Linked DNA regions of Homo sapiens: region 1 is linked to region 2. Evidence: read pairs that join two places in POLR2A ChIA-PET (ENCODE). Cell type or tissue: Caco-2. All regions are shown on one strand.

Region 1 (2,500 bases), 210 kb before region 2:
AATAAAAGTATATATTCACAGTGAAACACTGTGTTCTAACTGGTATAATAAGCTCTTAGTATTTGATCCTGAGAGTCCCTCTTTCAGAGGCACCATCAGTCACATACGCTGCTAGGGCTAATGTCAGCTTCCAGGGGAAATCATCGTTGGGATGTGCAATTTCAGATCTAGCTGGAGAGAGGCAAGGGCGTGGCTGCAAACCCCTTTTCTGATCTGAACAGGATATTTGTAAGGTAGTCACCGTGTGGCTGTGGAGATGAGTGATGGGGCTGCCATTCTGGTCCCGCCACTGCTTCTTCCTCTAAAAGCAATTTAGAGGAGAGCCAAGAGGAACAGAGCCTACCCCTTTAATTAGCCTGCGGAGCCAGGCAAGGTAAATATTTGTGACTGAAACAGCGTGGATCCATGGAAGCTGGGATTTTAGCCTAGAAGCCTTGTGCTGCCAAGTTGCCATGAGACCAGAAAGCTGAAGCTATGTTTTGCCTCAGAAAGTGCTTCTGAGTTGAAGAGAAGTGGGAAGGAAATCAGCAGTAGAATTAAGGTCTGTGTGTTAGATGAGGATAATAAGGGTTTGTCTATACCTTAGGTTAAAGGCACACATTTTACCCGTTTTTATTTTGTCTTTATATTGATTTCTTATATTAAAAAAAATTCAGGCTGGGCGTGGTGTCTCATGCATATAATCCTAGTAGTTTGGGAGGCTGAGGTGGGAGGGTCGCTTGAGCCCAGGAGTTTGAGAGCAGCCTAGGCAACAAAACAAGACCCTGTCTCTATAAAAAATTAGCCAGGCATCGTAATGTGCACCTGTAGTCCCAGCTGCTTGGGAAGCTGAAGTGGGAGGATTGCTTGAGCCCAGGAGTTGGAGGCTGCGGGGAACTATGATGGTGCCCCTGCACTGCAGCCTGGGTGACAGAGCAAGACCCTGTCTCTAAAATAAAAATAAGAATTTTAAAAATGACTAAGTCGGGTGGGAGCAAATCACCCTGGTTAAAAGAACAGCCTCTGTAAAGAAAACCTTCAATTTCACCTGCTCTGAATTTGAAAACCTAAATCCAGTAAAGTGACAGGAACATCACATATGTAATACTTTTTAAGCTACCACGGTGACAGTAACATAGCCCAGGGAACTTTAAAAAACAACAGTTTTTTATACTTGAGTAAAACTTGGTTTTATTAAATATTTTTAGTTGAATTTTCCTGCAAAGAAGGTTGCAGGGAAAAAAATTGAGTCATTTGTACCGTCACTGCCCCGTGGGGCAATAGCAAATGATATTCTCTCAGCATCCCACACAAATAGCACATTAGGCAATCTTTAGTGCTCTATATTATTTCCCTGAATAACAGCCATAAAAGAAGCTAAAAGGAATGCAAATATAGGTCAATGATAAGAACTCTTTTGTAATATGCAGTCTCAGGGGTGTGGGTAATGATAGTGAAGATAAAAAGTCCACAATGCATCCTGCTGCAGAATGGCTATCACTTGCACGTGAAATTTAAGCTGTTATTTACTACCTGTTCATTTAGCTCACCGCCCCCATTTTTTTTTACCCTGTATCTTTCTTCACTGTACTCCTTATAGCTTAATATTACATATTTATTTGTTTACTTGTTTTTTCTGCTACCTCATTAAAATGTAGCAGGGATCCCGCCCGCTTTCTTCACTGGAGTAGCCTATGTCCAGCACTGTTGCAGGCACAAAGTGGGTGTCAAATCGCAAACACCCGCTGCAAGGTGGGCGGGGATTTTGGAGATGAACTAAAGGGATGTGGAGGGACTGAGTCACGAAGGCAATGAAGGGGACTTGACTGGAACCTGAGGCAGTGGGGAGGTCACAGAAGGATATTAAACTGAAGCTGGAGGACGGTGAGGGAAAAGATCAGACTTGGTGTTTTACATAAATAACTCTGGGTTTGTTGTGGAGGAAGGATTTGGGATGGCAAATAGCCTGGAGTTAGAGAGACCAGTGAGGAGGCTTTTGCAACATTCTAGGTAAGTGGAGATAAGAGCCCAAGCTCGAAAGTTGGTAATAATGAGATGATAACAATAATTATCAGTACAGCAAAGTCTGCTGTATAGACAGCTAGTCATTACAATCCATTGTCTAGCCTGCACTTCCCAGCCTCCTTTGCAGTTAGGTGTGGCCATGTGATTATGTTCCGGCCAATGGGATTTGAGCAGGAAGAATGACCTCCGTAGAATTCTCTGGTACATACTCCTTCATGTTCTTTCCCTTTTCTGGCCAATTGGGATGGAGAAACTATGTAGTGAAGAAAACTGTGCATCTATCAACCTAAGTCCTTGTAAAACCGTGTAGACAAATGAGGAAGAAATATCTATTATATAGTCAAGTCATTGAACAATTTTAGGTCTGTTTGTTATAGCAGCTAGTGTTACCCTAATGAATTTTAGCACATGTATTTTTGCTAAGCATCATTCTTAATGCTTTATATATGATAACTCATTTAGTCTTCCCAGTAGTTTATTTAGGATCATTTTGTTG
Region 2 (2,500 bases):
GTCAAGGCAGCAGTGAGCCAAGATCATGCCACTGCACTCCAGCCTGGGCAACAGAGTGGGACCCAGTCTCAAAAAAAAAAAGAGAAAAAGGTAAAAAGTTAAAAAAAAAATAGCTTGTGGTTTTAAAGGCAAATTGATCTGCATTTAAAAAATTTTTTTCTTTCTTTCTTTTTTTTTTTTTTTTTTGATGCAGTCTTGCTCTGTCACCCAGGCTGGAGTGCAGTGGCGCGGTCTCAGCTCACTGCAACCTCCACCTCCCGGGTTCACACCATTCTCCTGCCTCAGCCTCCCGAGTAGCTGGGACTACAGGCACCCACCATCATGCCCAGCTAATTTTTTGTATTTTTAATAGAGACGGGATTTCACCGTGTTAGCCAGCATGGAAAAATTTTTTCTTATTTATTTATTCCACACATACTTTTAAGTACATTCTATGTGCTAGGCAGTGTTCTAGGCATTGGGGATATAGCAGTGTACAGAAGTGGGAAAATGTTCTAATGGAGAAGACAGCAAACAAAGTAAATATATAAGATATGCAATATAATAGATAGTGATAATTGGTAAAGATGTAAGAGCAGAAAGTAAATTGTAGAAAACCAGATAGTGATGCAAATAATCATTGTGTAATATAAGTGCAAATAACCTTTGTCCCATAGAGATGCAGATGTTGTGAGGCTGGTAAACAGACTACAACCCAACAGTTAGTTTTATTACCCTATGCGGCACTAACCAGTTTTTATGTAATTTAGTAATCGTAGTCTAGCATTTTTGTTTGTTCTAGTATAGTCTAGCATTTGTTTTTTCTTTCAGTGACTACCTGTCCTATGCCCCTTTGAATTGGCTTTCTCCTGTTGTTGACTCTCTTATCTATGAGCTCTTTGATTTTGTTTTTGGATTTTTTTTTTTTTTGAGACAGGGTCTTGCTCTGTCAGCCAGGCTGCTGGAATGTAGTGGTGCAATCATGGCTCACTGCAACTTTGCCCTCCTGGGCTCAAGCAATCCTTCTGCTTCAGCCTCCTGAGTAGCTGGGACCACAGGCACATGCCACCACAGGTGGCTAAGTTCTTTTTATTTTTAGTAGAGACAAGGTCTCACTATGTTGCCCAGGCTGGTCTCAAACTCCTGGGCTCAAGCAATCCTCCTGTCTCGGCCTCCCAAAGTGTTGGGATTACAGATGTGAGCCAGCATGCTCAGACAACTCTTTATATACGTACTAGATGAGAGCCATGGTTTTAGCTTTTTAAAAATTATACAATGACACATGGAATGCACTTTATATGCTTCTGATTTGTTATACATTTTTTAATGAGCGAACAAAAACCTAAAATATATATACTAAAAATGAAACAATAGAGATAAAAAAACAAACTTCCTTGTGGATTGATTTTCTACATTCTAATGTTGATAGACTGTTAGGCATTAGAAATTAAAATTATGAAGACCATAGAGTTATATGTGATGAAAGCTTATGAGAATGTTTTTTAAAAAATATATAGATAAAAAAGTAAATAAAACATTTAAACTCCTAGAATAATATTGCCTCTTTACTAGTGTAACCAGCATACTAGGTATTTAAGTATTAGAAATCATTGACACTGCAGGCTCTCGAGTCAGGTTGTCTGGTTTTAAATCTTTGCTCAATCACTTCTTAATTTGGGCAAGTTATTTAATCTTTTTAAACCTCATGACTAGCCAGGCACAGTGGCTTAAGCCTGTAATCCCATCACTTTGGGAGGCTGAGGCAGGCAGATCACCTGAGGTCGGGAGTTCGAGACCAGCCTGACCAACATGGAGAAACCCTGTCTCTAATAAAAATACAAAATTAGCCAGGTGTGGTGGCGCATACCTGTAATCCCAGCTACTCAGGAAGCTGAGGCAAGAGAATCGCTTGAACCTGGGAGGCAGAGGTTGTGGTGAGCCAAGATCACGCCATTGCACTCCAGCCTGGGCAACAAGAGCGAAACTCCGTCTCAAACAAACAATCACAACAACAAAACACCTCATTACTTTTTACCTCACAGGATTGTTGTGAGGAATAAATGAAATAAGTAAGAAGCTTAGACGGTGCTACCAAATGCTTAGTTACAAACTTTCTGTTTAGTTATTTTTATCTTTGCAATGAAAAGTTACAATATATAAAGTAATACAGAGCAAGTAAATAACCAATGCAACTTCCTATTATCATAAATTACTTTTAAAATCATATACAATGTTTGCAAAGTTCAACAGAATGTTACTCAGTGTTGAAACATTCTTACCAAAGCTTCTTTAAAGTCAAAACATTGATTTTAAAAAGAAACACAAAGCTTCTTTAAAGTCAAAATATTGATTAATTTTTATCCACCAAAAGAGTCTTGTATTTTATCTTTATTTTATTGAATTACAGAACATTTTACAACCAACCACAGGTAAACTGTGTTGTCCAGTGAAACTCAGGTCAACCACAGGTAAATTGTGTTGTCCAGTGAAACCCAGGTTTCAACACAAACGATACCTCTTT

The links. ChIA-PET counts read pairs that join two places held together with the same protein. Peaks named below come from ENCODE experiments on the same cell type or tissue, not always from the same donor. Only the 100,000 strongest peaks of a DNase experiment are listed, where the experiment ranks them.
Region 1: POLR2A ChIA-PET joins it to region 2 with 5 read pairs; 2 of 35 experiments call an interaction of 5 or more read pairs at or near these places.

The regions. Positions count from the first base shown.
Region 1 is chr12:93,154,170-93,156,669 of GRCh38, reverse strand. All of the region lies in intron 3 of LOC643339 (a long non-coding RNA gene), which reads left to right. Among named protein-coding and RNA genes, the nearest start is that of LINC02412, 19 kb to the left of the region's middle. In Caco-2, no CTCF peak of the experiment used is centred here; DNase peaks (open chromatin) are centred at 1,459, 1,739 and 2,129.
Region 2 is chr12:92,944,290-92,946,789 of GRCh38, reverse strand. No RefSeq gene overlaps it. Among named protein-coding and RNA genes, the nearest start is that of EEA1, 16 kb to the right of the region's middle. In Caco-2, no CTCF peak of the experiment used is centred here; a DNase peak (open chromatin) is centred at 969.